Linked DNA regions of Homo sapiens: region 1 is linked to region 2. A link is a loop called in an ENCODE intact Hi-C map of the cell type or tissue named here. Cell type or tissue: K562. All regions are shown on one strand. Links, peaks and the distances in the headings refer to the core of each region. The heading gives the core; the rest is flanking DNA. Region 1 overlaps ADCK1 (aarF domain containing kinase 1). Region 2 overlaps ADCK1 (aarF domain containing kinase 1).

The links. Hi-C counts contacts between places; a loop is a spot of excess contacts. Peaks named below come from ENCODE experiments on the same cell type or tissue, not always from the same donor. Only the 100,000 strongest peaks of a DNase experiment are listed, where the experiment ranks them.
Region 1: a loop joins it to region 2, with 4 times the contacts of the local background. A loop is called at or near these places in 2 of 110 quality-filtered maps.

Annotation. Positions count from the first base shown.
Region 1 is chr14:77,856,903-77,867,561 of GRCh38, forward strand. It overlaps ADCK1 (aarF domain containing kinase 1), which reads left to right. Exons shown (of 11, transcript NM_020421.4): 4 at 2,174-2,377. Among named protein-coding and RNA genes, the nearest start is that of ADCK1, 62 kb to the left of the region's middle. RefSeq lists an enhancer at 5,539-5,738. In K562, for the core only: a CTCF peak has its summit at 5,473 (motif pointing right); DNase peaks (open chromatin) are centred at 3,199, 5,449 and 6,409.
Region 2 is chr14:77,918,591-77,929,249 of GRCh38, forward strand. ADCK1 (aarF domain containing kinase 1) reads left to right here. Exons shown (of 11, transcript NM_020421.4): 8 at 5,867-6,016; 9 at 7,174-7,371. Among named protein-coding and RNA genes, the nearest start is that of ADCK1, 120 kb to the left of the region's middle. In K562, for the core only: no CTCF peak of the experiment used is centred there; DNase peaks (open chromatin) are centred at 5,231 and 6,138.

The DNA.
Region 1 (10,659 bases), core at 2,720-7,719, 62 kb before region 2:
GAGGTAGGAGAATCGCTTGTATCTGGGAGATGGAGGTTGCAGTGAGCCGAGACTGCACCACTGCACTCCAGCCTGGGTGTCTCCAAAAAAAAAAAAGTCTAGCAAAGCTTGAAGTGGACAGGCCCCTGCAGGCCTAAGGATGGCCTGCTAGTGCCTGGAGTCTGAGACAGCCCCTCTGCTGTGTCGGGAGGTGGGCGGATGGGCCCTCTGGCTGCTGGGTTGAGGGTGTTCAGGGCTGCAGCAGTCTCTTCTGAGCAGCAGCGATCTGGGCGTGGTGGCTCATGATGGTAATCCCAGCACTTTGGGAGGCCGAGGTGGGTGGATTGCTTGAGCCTGGGAGATGGAGACTGCTGTGAGCCATGATTATGCCACTGTACTTCACTCTGGGAGACACAGTGAGACCCTTTCTCAAAAAAAATTGTGCAAATTTATGGGGTACATGGGAAATTGTTACACATTTATAATGTGTGGTGATTAAGTCAGGGTATTTAGGGTAGCTATCACCTGAGTACAATACAGTTTTCTAAATATAGTCATTCTCCTCTGCTATCAAACATTGAATTTATCCTTTCAAGTTTACTTTATGTTTGTACCCTTTAATCCACTTCTCTTCATCCTCTGCCTGCCCAACACCCATACTGGCTGGTTTGTTATCTGTTTTTCCACTCTCTACTTCCAATATCACATGTTCTCTCTTACATGTGGGAGCTAAAACAAAAACGAAAACAAAAAAACTTCTTAATTTCTAAATTTCCTGTGTGGTTCACTTGGCAACTAATTATACAGGATCTTTGAATGCTTTTTCCACCTTTGTTGTCAACTGTTATTTAACTCCTCGCATGATTTTATGGCCCCCAATATGTGTTATTACATCAGCGTCCTACGTGGCACTGAAGAGTATAAGTCCATCCTCGTGGTTCACTCTCTTGGTTGACTGAGATGGGAGGAGGCAGGTACCAGGTCCCCACAGGGTACTGGGGTCCCTTGTCTTCTGCATGTGCCCATGGCCCCATCCTGCCTCAGAGGCTTTAGCTCCTAGAAGGTAGGACCTTCATAGTACCAAGGCCCTCAACTGGGCAGGGGGGATGACTGTGGATATGCAGCCTGGCGGCAGATGGGGCCACCTCCCAACTCTGGAAGGACCGGTGAGCATCCGGATGTTAATTAAGGCTACTCTGTCCTAGGCAACCTGCCCAGATGCCTTCTCCATGTGCCTCATACCCCCCACTACAGTGACTCCTCCAGTTAATAGGAGACCCCTGCTAAAGTTTGCTGCACTAAAGAGCCCTAGATTTTGGAGTGTTTTCTAGACCTTCCTTTGATATTTATTAGTGATTTCTTTCTTTCTTTTTTGAGACAGAGTCTCGCTCTGTTGCCCAGGCTAGAGTGCAGTGGTATGATCTCGGCTCACTGCAACCTCCGCCTCCTGGGTTCAAGCAATTCTCTGCCTTAGCCTCCCAAGTAGCTGGGATTACAGGTGCCCGCCACCATGCCTGGATAATTTTTTTTTTGTATTTTTAGTAGATATGGGGTTTCACCATCTTGGCCAGGCTGGTCTTGAACTCCTGACCTCATGATCCACCTGCCTTGGCCTCCCAAAGTGTTGGGATTACAAGCGTGAGCCACCGCGCCTGGCCTAGTGATTTCCTTAGCAACAAAACGACGGAGTTTATCTTCTTTAAAGATACCAAAACTTGCTTCCCTGAGGTGCTGTGAAGATTAAAAGATACCATACATATGACCATGTTTTATAAAACGTAGCAATCCAAACAAACAAAGCATAATTGGTATGTCTGAGGGGTGGGTGGCAAATACTTTAACTCTGTGTCCCTTGAATGAGTCATTAGTAGGTTAGACTTGGTTAAAAGCCTTGAATGCTTATTTCTAGGGAGTGGGACCCAGACTAGGTAAGTTTTGATGAAGAGGAGGAGATAGGAAGCACTGGGCCGTGTTTGAAGGGCGGCCTCTGTATGAGGTTGGAGTTGACTGCCCCGTGTACCAGGAAGCTGGACACCAAGGGAAAAGGTGTGTGTGTGTGCGTGTGTGTGCATGCATCTGCCCTGGGCATTGTGGGGTAATGAGGGTTTTCAAGCAGAGCAGGAAGGTGAAGGGAACAAGGTGTAGGGAACAGTCTGCACTCACACCTCTCTGGTCCTGGCCTGTCTTCCTGCAGGTGCACCTTCGCTCTGCCAGGCGTCTCTGTGAGCTCTGCTGTGCCAACCGGGGCACCTTCATCAAGGTGGGCCAGCACCTGGGGGCTCTGGACTACCTGTTGCCAGAGGAGTACACCAGCACGCTGAAGGTACTGCACAGCCAGGCTCCACAGAGCAGCATGCAAGAGATCCGCCAGGTCATCCGAGAAGATCTGGGCAAGGAGGTACCCACCTTTGCAGGGGGGATGGGCCTTGGTTGGGATGCTTCAGAAAAGGCCCCGGCTGAATTCTTGCAGCCTCGACCAGGGTGCTGGGGATCCACCAGTGACACAAAACCAAATGTCACAGCCACTCTCAGTGCTGAAATCAAAGAGGTTAGAAGGAATCTCAGTGGCCCTCAGTGAAACATACCAGTTCAACCATATGAAATAGTTCATATGAGACTGTTATTGACCTGAAACCTATATATCATTCATATGGTTCAACCTAATAATAAATGTCACTTACTGAAGGTTTAAGGCCTTATTGAAGCTTTATCCTCAGTAGGGCTTTGAAGCCCCATCCCATCTGGTTTCAACCTACCTGTCTGTAAGTTGGTGGGGCAGAGTGACACTGTGGTTTAGACTCTAGAGCCAAGAGCTTGGACCTTGCACAAATGATTGATCTTGGCACCTCACTTTCCTTATCTATAGCCCACCACATAAGGTTGCTGTGCAGATTACACGGGATAATGAATAGAAGGTGCTTAGTATAGTACCTGATGTAGAGCAAGTGCTCAACAAATATTAGCTATTATTTGTATAGTAATGGTGTTCTATACTATTGTGGTTGTTGTTTCCCTACGCTCTGGTCCCATTGTGCTACCTGTCTCAAACTCACTGTGTTGTCTTAGTCCTCAGTGCTTGTGCCGTGGTCTACCATCTGCCTGATGTCTTTGCTTCATTCTCTACTTGTCAAGTGACTTCAGGCCATCTGCCTATCTGTCCACCCAGCTAGCAAATCCCAGGCAGGGTGCTAGGTGCTGGGTTTCCCGTCCAAACCCCAGCTCTTCTAGGAAGTCTTCTGTGACCCTCCCTTGACCGATCTTATCCCTCCTTTGGGCTCTGCAGAACTTTGCTCCCTGCACTTGTGCAACTTGTGGCTTGATTAGTTGTGTCTAAGGATTTCCCTGCAAGTCATAGTCTTTGAGGATGAAGACCATGACAGTCCTTTTACTCTGTATTTACAGCTCTGGAACAGTACCTAGCAGGTGCCCTGGGTCTGCTTAAAGAGCCAATGGATGAACTAGAAATAGTGTTGTTAGGCTACTTGGCGCAGGGCCAGGAGAGTAGGGCAGAGGTTTGATAAAGACCAGTGGTTCCCTTTTTACAGGGAGCTGGCACTGACTATTGGTCCCTTAATGTGGAGCTGGCCCCAGGTACGCAGCATCCATTCAAAGGTGTCCCACTTCTCAGTGATATCCTGGCCTGGAGCGGGGGTTGGATCATACAGCAGGTGAACATAGAAACATCTCTGACTCCTCTGCCACTGAGGAACATGTCCTCCAAAGGGAGAGACATTGAGTGAAAGGTAAACCCGAACTGTGGCTGGAGTCAGGGAGCAGGCTGCAAGCTGGGAGGAGCAGGGTCAGGAGAGAGGGACCCCAGGCAGAGGGGACTGAATTGGCATAGTGCTGGCCCACTCATGGCTTTGCCTCTTGCCAAGACTCTTGGCCCCCAGCTTCTAACAGCACGAGATTCACCCCCAAATTAAAACTAAATAAATCACGGTAATAACAGTGTGAAGTGCATCATTGCTGGCGTGTGGCAGCTCTCTGGGGGTGGAAACAAGGAGCAGGAGGCAGCAGGTTAACCCTTGGAGGCTGACTTGTCTGGAGAGCTGGGGAGGGAGGTGGGACAAGGGCAGGTTAGTGGCTGTCCCCAAGCCAGGGTGGAGTGAGGGAAGTTTGGAGTGTCAGCAGTCATGGTGGCCCACCCAGCTGGCTAAAGAATGTTTGGGGTTGGAAGACGTCGCCTGATCTTCAGGGCCCCTTCTCCAGTCCCCTCCACCCCCTGCCGATTAGCCCTGAGCACAGTGGCCATGTGGCTCCTGCCCCCACAATGCTTCTTTAGACCCCTGAGGAAATGGGCTACTGTCCATGTCATGGTTCTGAGGGGTGTCCCTCGCAGCTGGGGAGCTTCTTCAGAGCCCTCTGGGTTCTTACCAGGGCCCCACAGGCACACACTCTGTCTTCCCTGCCCTCTTCCTCCTCCTCCCCCTTGGAAGATGGCATTTGTTCCCTGGTGACACACTTTCCCAGTGTGTGGGTGGAGGGAGGGGAGCGGGGCCATGTGGGAAGAAGGGTGGGTGCGTGTGGGGGTGTGAGGGCGGGGTAATGTCACTCACTTGGCATTTCCAGCCTCCTCCAGCCCCTCCCATGACACTTCTCGGGGAGCAGTCTCGCCTCCAGGATGCTTGAGTGGGCCCCACTCATCCTCAGCTCCATGCCAGCCCTAAGACCTTCTGCAGAAAGCTCCATTTCATCCCTGGCTTAAAAGAGGCTGTCAGTTATGCCTCACCACCTTCCTAGGTCCCAGTCCTCGGATAGGCTTTGAGGTTACCTTGAGCTCAGAGATTCCATAAGTGCTCCTAAAGCTCAGACTGTAGAGAGCGGTGGTGTGGTGAGGGAGGTGCTTGGATGGTCAACAGCAGTGTTAGAGGTCACTATGTCCTCAGACCCATCCCTGTTGCAGGCAGGTGGGGCCCGGCCCTGTGGGGCATTCCCAGCATAGGTGTGGGGGTAAGATTGAGGGTGCAGTACTTCTGGACCCCACGGTTCATATGCATTTCTGGATCAGCCAGAATTTCTGCACATCAGCTGGCACCATCAGTGCAGAGGTGAGGGCACTCGAAGGGGCACTCTCCTTGCATAGCATTGGCTCAGGCAGGGAGTGCGCTGGGGCCACATTGCTAAGGGAGGGCTGGTGACAAGCAATGGGATGAGACCTCATGTCCTCTAATTCCCAGGCTGGTGATTCGTCCCCTACATAACAGCTTCTGTTTGGCAGGAAAAAAAGCAGTTGTGTGTGTGTCTGTGTGTATCTTGGAAGTTTCTCAGCTAGTATTACCAGAAAGAAACTTACTTTTTTTCCTTTATTTGGTTGTTAGGCTTATATCCTGAAAGACAGGTTCCAGGAAGCAATCAGGAGCCCAGCCTCTGGGAGGTGGGGTCGTTTCTGCCTCCTCAAAAGTGACCTCGTTCTGGACTGGGTCAGGGGTGGTCCCAGCCTTGGTCCCCTTGACTGCCCTTGGGGCTGTGGGTCCAGATGCAGTGCTGACCTTGGCCAGCAGATGGCGCCTGAGCTTGCAAGTCAGGGATGGTTGTAAAGACCTGGCCCTTCTCTTTGTGGGGGGATCCCTGACCAGGTGGATGAGACTGGGGGTCTTTCTGCTCTTGGGCATGGTTCGTGCTGTTGAAGGAACGCAGGCTGACATCTCTACACCCTGAATGGGCATGCATAGCCTCAGCCACGAGGCTGTTGACCACCCTGGGTGCCTCAGCCCTTGACTCCATGTTGGAGGACGTGGTATTGGAGTTAGGAGTTCTCTGATGCTCCGCAGTCTCTGATGGCCAGTGATTCTGTGCTTCAGCACCTTTTCCTTCATTCCTTCTCTCTCCTGCTGGTCTACGCGGTTGGCATTTAGTGAAAAAGGACAGTGCCGGACATTTGGGTGTAGCCAGGGATGGGTACGACCTCATTCCAGTCCTCACAGTCCAGGGTCATGGGAGGTTCACTCATCATGGTAATACATGGCCACATAGTGCCCAACGAGCTTGCAGAGGAGAGAGAGGTTGCCTTGGGCAGATGGAGGCTTTCTGAAGCAGGTGGCCTCTGACCCAGCCCCTTAGAGATGGATGGAATTGGAGGAGGTGGATGTTGGAGGAAGTGATTACTGATTAATAAGCTGGGTTCAGCAGAGGTGCAGGGACAGGAAAGCATAAAGCATGGAGGTGAACAGTGAGGTCTTGTTGATTACAATGTGGCGTTCAGCCGGTGAATAGTGGAGCAGAGGTTGTAGGATTGGGGCTGAGGTCACATTATGAAGGGCCTAGAATGTTCTTTTCAGAATGTGAGTCTGAGGGAGAGGAGGACTTGGGGAGGGACCTGATCAAAAGAAGGACGAAGAGACTGAGATATACGGAGTGGGGTGGGGCATGTGGTCGGGTGGTTGAAGGAATTTGCCTAATAGGCTGAATATTTAGTAATGTGGGAGATGAGGTCATCTTTGAAAAGTGGAGGAAGATATAGATGGGGAGGTTTGAAGTGGGTGGGAAGCTTGGGGATAGAGTTATCGTGGAAATTAAGGGATGATCTTTGAATTGTCAGCCACACTATGCTGTTATCTTTGGTCATGCACACACATACACACACGCACACACACACACACACATCTATACCTGCCCCCATGACATACAGACAAGTCAGATCTTGTTACAGCCTATTTCAAGAAATGGTCCAAGCCGTGCGTGGTGGCTCATGCCTGTAATCCCAGCACTTTGGGAGGCTGAGGTGGGTGGATCACTTGAGGTCAAGAGTTCGAGACCAGCCTGGCCAACATGGGGAAACCCTGTCTCTACTAAAAATAGAAAAATTAGCTGGGTGTGGTGGTGGGCGCTTGTCATCCAAGCTACTTGGAAGGCTGTGGCAGGAGAATCACTTGAACCCAGGAGGCGGAGGTTGCAGTGAGCTGAGATCAGGCTATTGGACTCCAGCCTGGTCAAGAGAGTGAGACTCTGTCTCAAAAAGAAAAAAAAAAAGAAATGGTCCAGTTCTGTCCTAGAATATAGTTATATCAGATAAGGTTCTGTCCACCTCTGAAATCCCATGAGAAACTGAAGGAAATGAGGCCAGCTGCTGGCATGGAGCACAGAAATACCTCTGTTAGGGGCAATGCTTATATTGGTGTCTGGGTGGTGTGGTTTGGCTTTTGTACTCTGAAATTTGTTTTTATCAGTTTTTCACCCCCTGGTCTTTCCTCCCAGGGGAACTTATTTTACAGCTCCCCATAGTACGTAGGGACAAGCGTATGCTGCAGGTGCTCTGTGTTCTTGATGCACCATCTGACTGGAGTTTCAATGAGAATGAAGGAGAGAGAAGGTGCAGGGGTACCGTTGTGCAACGGGTAGAATAATTCATATCCAGTTGTTTTGTAAGAGCCTGTGGGTGCAGTGGGAGGGCAGCTTGTCTTGTTTGCTCAAGGTTTAAGCAAATGTTCAGAAAAGAGATAAAGAAGCCTTTCCTCCAAGAATATAAACTGTTTATCCAACTTGTTGGTGGTAGAGGCAGAGAGCAGGCACTGTAGGCGCAAGGACCAGCATGAACAAGGCAGAAGTGGAGAGATGAGGCAGGAGAAGGCCTGCCTGGGCGAGGGGCACACAGCACCTCTGTTGTCCCATGGAGAACTTGATGGGAGGGGGTAAAAGGTGCCCTCTTTTTGCATCTCTTCCTCCAGGCTATGGCAGGTTGGCCAGAGCTGGGCTGGATTTCATTCCTGTGTAACTCAGGGCTCTCTAGAGAAACAGAACCAATAGGATATGAATGTGTGTGTGTGTGTGTGTGTGTGTATGTGTGTTTGTGCATGCATGTTTGCTTGTGTGTGTGTATTTAGAGCTAGAGAGAGAGAGAGAGACTGATTGATGTTAAGGAATTGGCTGATGTGGGTTATAGAGGCTGGGAAGTCCAAAATCTGCAGAGTGGCCCAGCAGGCTGGAGACCCAGGAAGAACCGATGGTGCAGTTCAAGTCTGAAGGCTGTTTGAAGGTTACCTGCTGGCAGAATTCCTTCTTGCTTGGGGAAGGTCAGTCTATGTTCTGTTCAGACCCTTATCTGATTGCATGAGGCCCACTCATGCTATGGAGAGTAATCTGTTTTATTCAAAGTCCACTAATATAACTGTAAATCTTGGCTGGGCACAGTGGCTCATGCCTGTAATCCCAGCACTTTGGGAGGCTGAGATGGGAGGATTGCTTGTGCACAGGAGTTCGAGACAAACCTGGGCAATATAGGGAGACCCCATCTCTGTTAAAAAAAAAAGTTAAAAAAATTGAATTAAAAAAACAAACAAACAAACTGTAAATGTCACCTAAAAATACCCTCACACAGCTGAGTGCGATGGCTTATGCCTGTAATCCCAGCACTTTGGGAGGCTGAGGCAGGCAGATCACCTGAGGTTAGGAGTTCGAGACCAGCCTGGGCAACATGGTGAAACCTCCGTCTCTACTAAAAAAAATACAAAATTTAGCCAAGTGTGGTGGTGCACACCTGTAATCCCAGCTACTCAGGAGGGTGAGGCAGGAGAATCCCTTGAACCCGGGAGGTGGAGGTTGCAGTGAGGCAAGATCACTCCACTGCACTCCAGCCTGGGTGACAGAGTGACACCCCGTATCAAAACAAAAACAAAAACAAAACCCCTCACAGAAGCATCCAGAGTAATGCTTGGCCCAGTATCTGGGTGCTGTGGCCCAGCCAGGTTGACATGTAAAATTAACCATCATGATTCCCTATGTGGCCCTCAGCCAGGATTTCACATGTGTACCCTCGGTCTGCTTTCACACGGCCTGGAGCTTCATAGCGAGCCTTGGCGGTAGACAGGAGCCAAACTGCCTGTTGGTATATTGGCTTTGTGGCCTTGGGCATGTTACTTAACCTCTCTGTCCTGTCCCTCCATTTCCCGATCTCTAAAATTGGAATCATAACACTACCTGCCACCTAGGCTTGTTGTGGGGATGGATTGAGTTAATGATTGTGGAGCATCTAGTGCAAGCTTGCTGCAGGGCAAGGGGCAGTAAACGTTAATAATTCTTTCTGTGTATTGTGCTGTGTGCTTTTTATGAGCAGGTACTGGGGTTCTGAGAGACTCGTAAATGGCAGAGTTCCATCTTTACCTGGGCTTTCTGATAACTGGTACAGCTCTCTGTCCCATATTCAGTCATATGTTGCTTAATGATGGTGATATGTTCTGAGAAATGCATCATTAGGTGATTTTGTTGCTGTGTGAACATCATAGAGTACTTACACAAACCTAGATGGGACAGCCTACAATATACTTTGGGTATATGGTATAGCCTGTTCTTTTCAGAATATGAGACTGAGGGAGGCTTGAATCTAGGCAATTGTAACACAATGGTGCGTATTTATCTGTCTAAACATAGAAAAGGTTCAGTAAAAATATGGTATTATTAATATAATGGATCGCTTTTGTATATGTGGTCCGTTGTTGACCGAAATGTTGTTATGCGGCACATGACTGTACTGTTTTGCTAGAATAATCCTCCTTTCTCTTCCTCTTCCTGATCAGTACCCAGCACTCTATCTGGTCAGCCTCTTCCCGCTACTTTTAGAAATCCCCACAGGCTCCCAGGCAGCCTGGGTTTCTAGGGCTCTGTCTCCCACTTTGGGGGGTTACCTGGGGGGCAGCTCAGCTGGTTAGGGTTAATTGCTGCAGTTTCCCAAGGCCCTTTGGCAGCTCTCCTCTGGATTAGGGACTCTGAAGTATGTGCTCTTGGTCTCCAGGCAGGGCTAATTCCATGGATGAGGGGTGAGAGGAGGTGGAAGTCTGGCCAGATCGCCAACAAGGAGTCACAGGTGCCTGTAGTCATGGAGTTGGTGGTTGTGCTGTATTTAGGACCCACTCACCTAACCCTCTTCACTTGCAAGGTGGCAGCCAGATTCAGCTTCCCTTACAGTGTCCTGGTGGGGCCGGGTGTGGGCTATATCCAGGGCTGAGCATGCCCTGGGCTGGACTAGGAGTAGGGAAGTGGTTAGAGCAGAAGCGGGGCAGGAGAGCCCCTCCTACCCTGGGGTCTGACTCCACCTGTGCCTGCAGCCCCCGCAGGGGAGAGATGCCTCCAGGCTCTCATATTGTTTGCTTCTTTCCAGCACTGATCCAACTTCTCCCCATCCTCCTCTTATTTACTCATGTGCATTTATTGAGCACCTCCTCTGTGCCAGGTACTACACCAGCCCCTGGGGTTCCTGCCCCCTGGAGCGCCCTGGCTGTGCCCCTTGGAGTGCCATTCTCCCATGCTGGCAGGGTCCAGCTGAGGTCAGCTCACCCTCTAGCAGCCCAGGCTGCATCACGGGCCCAAAGCTACCTGGAAACCTTTGGCGGTCTGTAGACTTGCTTCTCCTGGTCCTGAGCACCACCTTTGTTTGTTCAGGCATCTGGTTTGTCTCCCCAGACTGTCCCCAAGAAGGCTACCAAATGAATATTCTGGGAATGGAACAGAAGGATCTGGTGGCCATGAAGCCATGTACAGGAGGACTAGGGGCCAGGGAGTGGGATCGCCTCCTCCCAGCTGGGCCTCATCCTGCCTTCCCAGCAGCTCTCAATAAAAAATACATTTGTATTAAAAACATAATGAAGAATAAAAAAACCCATTTCCCCCCCAATAATGCTGACATCAAAAGAAGATTTTTATCAATTATGAGAGAGATTTCGGCCATAAAATTGCAATTTAACTAGT
Region 2 (10,659 bases), core at 3,152-8,151:
CCTCAATGCCTCTGAGTAGGAGGGGGCTGGCTTCCCTCTTCTGGGAAATTCAGTTCCTAGAAAGACTAACACAATTCTAAGAGCTGTTATCCAACACTTAGAAATAAGGCCAGGAGAGTGTGGTGTGACATTCTTGGGCATTGTTCAACCAGCTCCCTAGAGGATTTATTTTAATATCTAGGGAAATGTACTTTTGTTTGACTTTGCTATTGACAATTAATTAAAGGCACAGAGTGGTCATACATCAACTTGAAGATCTTATCCAGTAGAGATGCAAATAATTTCTGTCTAGTATAAAAGATAACCTCAAAGGTTGTGACTTCTTTTTATGCCTCATAGAACAGTAACCTGTTTTTCAGCTAATCCAGAAACCTTAGTCTCTTATTCCTGTTTAAACGCCCATAAACACCTGCTTCCTCAAAATTCTCTTTGAACCAGCTCTACCATCTTACTTGCCCCCTTATTTATTTATTTATTTTTGAGATGGAGTTTCACTCTTGTTGCCCAGGCTGGAGTGCAATGGTGTGATCTTGGCTCACTGCAACCTCCATCTCCTCGGTTCAAGCAATTCTCCTCTGCCTCCCAAAGTGCTGGGATTACAGGCGTGAGCCACCACGCCAGGCCCCAATGTGTAGTCTTTTATCCCTCACCCTTCTCCCCAAGTCCCCATAGTTCATTGTATCATTCTTATGCCTTTGCCTTTGTGTCCTCATAGATTAGCTACCACTTATAAGTGGAAACATACGATACTTGTTTTTCCAGTCCTGAGTTACTTCACTTAGAATAATGGTCTCCAATTCCATCTACGTTGCTGCAAATGTCATTATTTCATTCCTTTTTATGGCTGAGTGGTACTCCATGGTCTATGTATACCACATTTTCTTTATCTACCTGTTGGTTGATGGGCATTTAGGCTGGTTCCATATTTTTGCAATTGTGAATTGTGTTGCTATAAACATGCATGTGTGTCTTTTTCATATAATGACTTCTTTTCCTCTGGATAGACACCCAGTAGTGGATTGCTGGATCAAATGGTAGTTCTACCTTTAGTTCTTTAAGGAATCTCCACACTGTTTCCCATAGTTGTTGTACTAGTTTACATTCCCACCAGCAGTGTAAAAGTGTTCCCTTTTCACCACATCCATGCCAATATCTATTATTTTTGATTTTTTGATTATGGCCATTCTTTCAGGAGTAAGGTGGTATTGCATTGTGGTTTTGATTTGCATTTCCCTGATCATTAGTGACGTTGAGCATTTTTTCATATGTTTGTTGGCCATTTGTATATCTTCTTTTGAGAATTGTCTATTCATGTCCTTAGCCCACTTTTTGATGGGATTGTTTGTTCTTTTCTTGCTGATTTGTTTGAGTTCCTTGTAGATTCTGGATATTAGTCTTTTGTTCGATGCATAGCTGTGAATATTTTCTCCTACTCTATGGATTCCTTCCACTCTGTGGATTGTCTGTTTACCCTGCTGATTATTTCTTTTGCTGTGCAGAAGCTTTTTAGTTTAATTAAGTCCTGTCTACTTATCTTTGTTTTTGTTGCATTTGCTTTTGGGTTCTTGGTAATGAAATCTTTGCTTAAGCCAATGTCTAGAAGAGTTTTTCTGATGTTATCTTCTAGATTTTTTATGGTTTCAGGTCTTAGATTTAAGTCTTTGATCCATTTTCAGTTGATTTTTTATAAAGTGAGAGGTGAGGATCCAGTTTCATTCTTCTACATGTGGCTAGCCAATTATCCCAGCACCATTTGTTGAAGAGGGTGTCGTTTTCCACTTTGTTTTTGTTTGCTTTGTTGAAGATCAGTTGGCTGTAAGAATTTGGCTTTATTTCTTGGTTCTCTATTCTGTTCCATCGGTCTACGTGCTTATTTTTATACCAGTACCATGCTGTTTTGGTAACTATAGCTCTGTAGTATAGTTAGAAGTTGGGTAATGTGATGCCTCCAGATTTATTCTTTTTGCTTAGTCTTACTTTGGCTATGTGGACTTGCCCCCTTATTAACGAGTTAAAAAAACTTTGACACATGTTCATTCTGTATTTATTTAGTTTTACTTTTAATTTATGTATTTAGAGAGAAGGTCTCGCTGTATCACCCAGGCTGGAGTACAGTGGTGCCATCATAGCTCACTGCAGCCTGAAACTCCTGGGCTCAAGTGATCCTTCTGCCTTAGCCACCCAAAGTAGATAGAACCATATGCATGCTCCACCACACCTGGCTGAATTTTTAATTTTCTGTAGAGATGGGGTCTTGGTATGTTGCCCAGGCTGGTCTGAAACGCCTGTCCTCAAGCAATTATCCCTCCTGAGCCTCCCAAAGTGCTGGGATTATAGGTGTGGGCCACTGTGCCTGGCACACATTCTATATTTATATGAGCCGTGCTTTAAACTTTGAAAATTAGGCTTTGAGGGTGATAGTGGGTATGTATTTTTTCTAAGTTAAAAATGATAGGCCAGGCGCGGTGGCTCACGCCTGTAATCCCAGCACTTTGGGAGGCCGAGGAGGGCAGATCAAGAGGTCAGGGAGATCGAGACCATCCTGGCTAACACGGTGAAACCCTGTCTCTACTAAAAATACAAAAAATTAGCCAGGCGTGGTGGCAGGCACCTGTAGTCCCAGCTACTCGGGAGGCTGAGGCAGGAGAATGGCATGAACCTGGGAGGCGGAGCTTGCAGTGAGCCGAGATCGGGCCACTGCATTCCAGCCTGGGCGACAGAGTGAGACTCTGTCTCAAAAAAAAAAAAAAAAAAAAAAGAAAAAAAAGTTAAGCTACTGCATGAAAAACAAACTGTGGTGTGCGTCTTATAGTGTGTAAAGTGCTTTCTCATATGTGATCCTATTTTGACATTGAATCTCAAGGTTGCTCTGTGAGCAAGTAGAGCAGGTGGGGTTAGTCCCACGTAGCCGCTAAGGGAACTTGGACCCAGACTGAGAAGAGAGGTGCCTTATCCCCAGATCTCCCATGCCCAGAGTGACAGAACCATGCCATTGGCAGGGACTCCCCCTCCTGTCTCTGTCTATGCTGGTGAAATCTGGTTAAAACAAACATTAGGAACAGTCCCAAATGGAAAGATAGAGTTGGAGGCAGGTGGATTGGGGGTGTTGAGATGGAGCGGGCCACTCTGGTGGCTCTTCTCATGTGGATATGAGCAGCAATTGGCAGCCCCCACCCTTCCCAACCCCACCAGCAGCAGCTCACTCCTCAGAGGCAAGGGCTCCCAATCCTGAGCCCCCAGACCCTTAGGGGCCATCTTTCAATGTAGTAATAGGGGGCCCAGAGCGATTAGCAATATTTCAGAAAGCTTAAGGGAGATCATACATCTCCCCATGACAGGCCTGCCCAGACTAAATGAAATGTCATTTCTCTCATTTTTTGGCTGGAATTCTGTCAGCTCAGTCTGGCTGCACTGCTTATCTTGGGCTGATCAGGAGCCCTGATTGGACCTTATATGTGTCCTTGACAAATAAAAATGAATGATTACTTAATAAATGCAATTGGTTTGGCAGATACAGCCTTTCAAAGCATGGCTCCATGAAGCTCCAAAGAGCCTCACAGAAGAGGTTATTGGTGGCATCGAGATGGGGACTGACTTGCTGGCCCACCCAGGACCAGCCCTGGCTGGGGGCCCCCTCTCCAGGGAAGCAGACAGTGGTGGCCCTGGGGCATCTGGCATCTCAGCCTGAGTCTGAGAACTTGACCTGGGGCAAAGTCCTGCTCCTAAGGCCAACAGACACTGAGTGCAGGGATGTCTGTTTCACCCCAGGAAAATGGCAGGAGCTGGAGGGCTGGCGTGGTAGCGGGCATAGTGTCTTACATCTCTTCACCTCTTATAAACATACAATGAAAGCTAGTCTGCTCACCTTCCAGGGGTGTTATGAGGAATCGGGGGCGCTTATGAGAGTCACCAGGGCACAGCACCGTGGCATTCTCGTTTACCTTCCCAGTGACCCCTGAGAGTGGGACTATTATTATTTCCATTTTACTGAAGCTGATGGCATAAGGAACTTGTTTAAGGTCACAGCGCTCAATTGAAAAGTGCAGAAGTGGGTGCAAGCCAGCGTAGAATAGCAGTTACTAGAAGGCTGCGGGGTCAGCTGGTGTGAATCTTGGCTCGACCCTTTTCTAGCCATGAGTTAGTTAAACCTTGATGAATCAGTTTCACATCTGCAAATGAGGATCATAATTGTCCCTACCTTTGGGAGGCTAATAAGGATGTCAGCTGGTTGTTACTAAATTAGGGTCATTCTTGATGATTTAATTTGGGGCAAATTATAATTGATTGGGATTCAGAGGAGATGAATGGGGTTAGAATAAACATCGAGGCAGGAACCACAGCATCTTAGGAAAACAGAGAGATGAGGGTCTCACGTTGAACGCAGAGTCGTAGTCACGTGTTTGCCACTGTTACAAGCAAGTGGATACATAATAGAGCCAGTCTGTGGTCCATAAATTATACCTCAACAAAGCTGTTTAATAAAGCAGAGCGAGTCCCTCCTATCTTGGGAGTTTATGATAGTGGGATAGATGGTCATTAATCAAATAATCACACAAATAGTGAGCTAGTGCCCTGAAAGAAAAGGCCTTTGAGAACGTATGGCAAGGGAACCTCATTTTGCCTGGGAGGCCAGGGAGGGCTTCTTCAGAGAGGTGATGCTGATCTGGGATGGGAAGGAAGAGAGAGGGTAAGCCAGGTGAAGGGGAGATGGCAAGAATGCTCCTGGCAGCAGGAATAGCATGTGCAAAGGCCCTGAGGCCAGAAAGCACACGGATTGCTGGGGAAGAGAAAGAGTGAATATGGCTGGAATGTCAGTGTGGTGTGAGATGAGACCAGGCAGGAGGCAGGGCCTGGTCAGGTAGGACTTTGTAGGCTGGGGGAAAGAGGAGAATTTTTAAGATCCCAATCCTGTGTTCCCCACCCGTGGGCCCCAGCTCCTCTCCCCTCTGACCAGGTTAGGTTTGTTAATGACCATGGGGTCTAGCCGAGGCCGAGAGGGTTGCCTAGGGCAGCTTGTGTCCTGGCGTGTCAGCTTTCTGGGTCGAGCATCTCTTTGTTCCCTGGAAACCTGTCAACAGACCCTCTATGGGCCCAGGTCTGGCTTTATTCAGCAGCTGTTCCTTAGCGGGGAAGAGGCTTTTAGCTTTAATAAAAAAGGGACTAGAGATAAGAAGACTGCCTCGTCAGGGAGAGCAGCAGTGACAGGATGATTTAAACGGCTTCTCTAGTGTCATTTCTTCTGTGCAGACATCATAAATCAGATTAGCATTGGGCTCTGGCAGGGAGGGGAGCAGGGAGAGGGGAGGGGAGCAGGGAGAGGGGAGGCGGGCCTGTGACTCTGGGTCCACCTAGCACAGGCCTGGAGCAGGTGGGGCAGCCCCAGAGGAGGCGGTGGGGTCACCTGCTCCTGATCCTCAGCCCCCTCACCCTGTTCTTTGGAGAAGGGGTGAGTGGAATGACTCCCTCAGCCCAGCTGTTCAGCCCATTCTCAGCTTTGGGGGGAAATGGAGAAGGACTGATAAAAGGGTATGGAGGAGAGAAATGGGGGACAAGTCGGGGGGCGGGTGTGGGAGGTGGAGAGTGCAGTTCTCCTACCTAATCCCATGTTCACGTCACCTCGAACTTTAAAAAATACTGGTGCCTTGTACCGCCCACATGGTTTCATGATTCTAAGGTGCAGCTAAAGTTAAGAAATCTTAAACTCAAAGAGTATGTCATCTCAAACAATCACTCCCACCACAACCGCTCCGGCCCACCGATTTTCTCTGGCCTCCCCTTAAAAGTGACCACATTGAGAGACCAGACAGAGGTCCCTCGGATAGATGTGAGTGGAGAGGAGCTCCCACCTGCCCCTCTTCTCTTTCAGATCTCACGCCACCTGGGCAAGATGTATAGTGAGATGATCTTCGTCAATGGCTTCGTGCACTGCGATCCCCACCCCGGCAATGTACTGGTGCGGAAGCACCCCGGCACGGGAAAGGCGGAGATTGTCCTGTTGGACCATGGGCTTTACCAGGTAGAAGAGGCCTTTGTTACCCAGCCCTGGGGCCTCTGGGGTTAGAGTCTGCTGACCACTCTAATTAGCTGCAGAACCGGGAGGGAGATAGCGAGGGTAGCTGGAAAGGACCCTTCCCTCTCCCTTGGAGCTGTCATTTTGTGCAAGTCACTGTCACAGAGCTCTCAGAGCTTCAGCTGCCTCCTCATGAAGGTGAGGGTGACGGTACCCCCTTTACAGGCTATTGTGAAGAGTAGATGGAAATAGGCTTGTATGTTAGATTATACTTTCCCATGGAGCCCCAGGCCAGCAAGGATCCTCAGAAGTGAGCTGTCCTCTGCATGAGCTGGGACTTTACGGGGAAGGAGTAACTACATGTTTAGGCCTACTGAGGATATACTACCTAGTGGGAAAGGGGGCAGGCAGCCAGTGGGGGCTGGAGGGCCTCAGACTGTGTCCTCAGGATGCAGATCTGGTTCAAAGGAGCCAGGAGCTCCTACTTGGAAGATGGGAAGTTCACTGCCAATCTGGGCCCCAGGGGATTCTGCTCCTTCTCTCAGTGACCTGATCCCACATCCCAGAATCTTGGCCTCTTCTGAAAGGCTTAACGAAGTAGAATGCATTAGTTTAGGGTAGGCTAGCTGTTTTCACATGTGGCCCCAAAATGATGGCCCAGATACAGCAGGAGCTTAATTGCTTGCTCACATGCCAGTCCTGGATGGGTGGAGGAGACTGCCAGGCTCTGCCTCCCAAGCCTCACCAGAGGTGATGGTGCTGGCAGCTGGCGGCAGGGTGAGGGCTTGGAGGAGCCTGCAGGGGAAAGTTTCTGTGGGCCAGGCCTGGAAGTGGAGCTTCTGCCACATTCCGTCAGTTGGGCTCATGCTGAGGACCACATCTAACTTTGAGGGAGGCTGAGAAAGGAGGCTGTACCTGGGAAGAGGAGGAGAATGTAGACTTGGTTGGGCAGTTAATAGTCACTACCACTCAGGGTCGAGGCTTGCCAAAGAGTCGCTTTGAACTTGAAGCTTCAGGGATGGCAGAGCTCTGGGGGAGAAACAGATGTCGTGGGAAGGCACAGTCCTCACCGTCGTCTTTTGCAATGGTTGGCATCAGCCAGGGACTTGGGCCTTTGGTGGGGAGACGAGGCTTAGGTCCCACCGCTGCCGCCTCCACCCTAGATGCTCACGGAAGAATTCCGCCTGAATTACTGCCACCTCTGGCAGTCTCTGATCTGGACTGACATGAAGAGAGTGAAGGAGTACAGCCAGCGACTGGGAGCCGGGGATCTCTACCCCTTGTTTGCCTGCATGCTGACGGCGCGATCGTGGGACTCGGTCAACAGAGGCATCAGCCAAGCTCCCGTCACTGCCACTGAGGTAGGGGGCCCCTCCAGGCCCTGCCTCTTCCTAAATGCAGAAGGCAGGGCTAGAGGTGGCCTGTGGACCCCTTCCAAGTAAGGTCTAAGAGTCTAGACTGGTGGGCTGTGTGTTGGGGGAGGGGAAGAATTGGAGCTATATTGGACAAGAAGAGAAAGACAAGGAGAAATAATGCCCTGGATGGAAGGAGGGAAAGGGGGTGATACCTCCCGAGCTCCCCTCCAAGTCTTATCAGTCTGGAGGAAACAGGTGCACATTAACCATAATAACTCAGACTTCTGTAGCTTTAGCTCTGACCTGCTCACACTAGATTCCAGGCCTTCCCCAAGTTCTCCCACAAGACCTCTGGGAATCCTTAGGGACTATCTCTTAAATAAATCTGGCAGTACTTCTGCTGTGTCCTGCCTGGCACTGTCTCCCATCACATGGCTCCTCTAAGGCAACAAGCTGAGAGAGCCCTTCACTTCTCAGGTGGCACTCAAGCAGGGGTGCTCATCTCATTGTCTGCAGACTTTTTTGTTTGTTTGTTTGTTTAATGAGACGGAGTCTCGCTCTGTCGCCCAGGCTGGAGTGTAGTGGCATGATATCGGCTCACTGCAACCTCTGCCTCCGGGGTTCAAGCGATTCTCCTGTCTCAGCCTCCTGAGTAGCTGGGACTACAGGTGCACATCACCATGCCTGGCTAATTTTTGTGTTTTTAGTAGAGGTGGGGTTTTGCCATGTTGGCCAGGCTAAAGCAGCTTTTTTGTGGTCATTATTTGTAGCTCATTTCTCTATTTCACCTAGACAAGAGTCTCATGGAGTCTGGGCTGGGAGACACATCGGGAGCACCTCCACCCAGTACTCAGACCCACCTCTGCTTGCACGACAGAAGCTTATGGGGGCGAGCTCATTCCTCCTGGCTCAGGGTGGGCTCCCTTCCAGGGGGCTTTTCCAGCCTCCAGAATTGGCTGCTGTCTTCACAGCCTATTAATTTGCCAGACCCACTTAGACTTGCCTGAATCCACGTGGGGGATGGCCTTGGGCTCCAGCTGAGGCCCCTGCTCACCATCAGGGACAGGGTTCTGCCTGTGCAGTCAGAAAGCCCTGGGCTCCAGCGCCTCGTCTTCCTTACAGTGTGACCTTGGGTGGTCCTCATCACCTCTTTGAGCCTCAGGGTAAGCTGCTTACCCTGTAAGCTGCTTTGTGATAGGCAGCTTTGGGAATGGCTAGATCCAGATTCTCAAATGATGTCATCAAAGAGACCATCCGTCCCCATCTCTCGGCTCCGCTTTCCTCCAAGTTGACATCCTTCTCCAGCAAGCTTGGTGGCAAAGATGACGACCAACTCTCGGCTTCTACAGCCTTGAAGCCCGTCATCTCAAAGGAAGACAGACAATTTTCCTCTTTTGTAAAATAGGGATAGGGATGATAAGGATAATTTCCACTTTATTGACAGTGCATGTAAAGTGCTTACCCATAGTTCCTGAAGTTCGTTCTTTTGACAAACATTTGTTTTTGTTGGGCTGTGGGTATGAGCTGAGGATCCCATGATGAACAGGCAGACAGGCCTTCTGTGTAATTTACACTTTGGTTGAGGGAGACAGACAGTAAACAAGTGAACAAACAGGTGAATGGAATAACTGCAGGTTGTCAGTGCCCTGGACGAAACAAGTAGGGTGCTGTGAGTAAGGGGGCGGAGCAGCACTCAGAGAAGACCTGGCTTGAGGAGGTGACATTTCAGCTGAGGCCCAAAGGACAAGAAAGGCACCAGTTCCAGGAAGAACTTGAAGGACACATTCCAGGCACACTCAAGCCAAGGGGAAAGAAAGCGTTTGGTATGGCCCAGAGCGTGGTGAGGAGGACGGTGGGATGAGAAGACGGAGGAGCCGTGGGCAGGAAGATCATCACGCAGGGTCTTAAAAGCCACGGGAAGATGTTCCAACTAATTCTCAGCACAAAACAAAGCCCTTCGTAGGCTCTGAGCAGGAGAGGGAGATGCCCAGGCTTGCTCTTTTTAAGTATCTCTCTCGAGTGGGGTGAGATGAGTGGTGGCGATCATTTAGGAGCCTAGGCCGGGACTCCAGGTTGAGAGATGACAGGGGCTCAGGCTGCACTGGTGGCAACAGAGATGGAGAGAGGCAGTGGAGCCAAGGTGTGTTTTGGAAGTAAGATTGAGTTTCTGTAGGATTGGATGTGGAGAGAAGGGAAAGGGCAGGGCCAAGGCTGCATCATAGCTTTTTGGGATGAGTTTTATGGTGGGGGATGGTGCTACTTCCTGTCGTAGGGAAGACTGGGAAGGACATATTTGGGGTGGGGTAGTCAACGGTTCTCTTGTGAAGGTAGAGATGTCATGGGCAGCTAAGACTGGAGTTCACAGAAGAGGTCTAGACTTAAAATACAAATTTAAGAGTCTTCAGGGTAAGGTGATATTTAAAACCTCAGGCCTGGATGAGGTCACGTGGCATGTACTAGGTTCTCAGTATATTTGTTTTTATTAACTAAGATAGAATTTTGTTTTTGCATTTTTTTTTTTTTTGAGACAGAGTCTCTCTCTCTTGTCCAGGCTGGAGTGCAGTGGCACAATCTTGGCTCACTGCAACCTCTGCCTCCCAGGTTCAAGCCATTCTCCTGCCTCAGCCTTCTGAGTAGCTGGGATTACAGGCATGTGCCACCACACCTGGCTAATTTTTGTATATTTAGTAGAGATGGGGTTTCGCCATGTTGGCCAAGATGGTCTCGATCTCCTGACCTTGTGATACACCCATCTCGGCCTCCCAAAGTGCTGGGATTACAGTCATGAGCCACCGTGCCCAGCCTGTTTTTGCATTCTTATTTATTGATAAAGACTCAGTTTAAATGCCAGTCCTTTGAAAAAGTCTTGTCTCTTCCAGAAAGCCTGTTCTTATCACCTTTGCCAAAAGTCACCCCTTAATACTTGTATTACTAACAAGGCAAGTACACCATGCCCCTTGTAGTTATTTGTCTGCACGCCTTAACTCTCCAACTATGTGGTGAGTACTTGGAAGGCAAAGACCCCGTCTTGTATATCTTTTTATAAGGTCCCTGCCATCCTGGGACTGGGTCTGGTAGAGGGGCATTTGTGAATGTTCTGGAGACACTTCCTCCATTTGCTCACTTTAGACAACCCAGATAGATCATAAAGTTAGCTACTCCAGGTCAGCCTGGTCTCAGGGATCCACAGGCTCAGTCTTTCTGAGCCCTGCTCTCATTGAGGATTAGGGGAACCTCCAACATTGTATGAAGGAGAATGTTTTCCCCAACTAACCGTGGCTTAAACATAAGGAA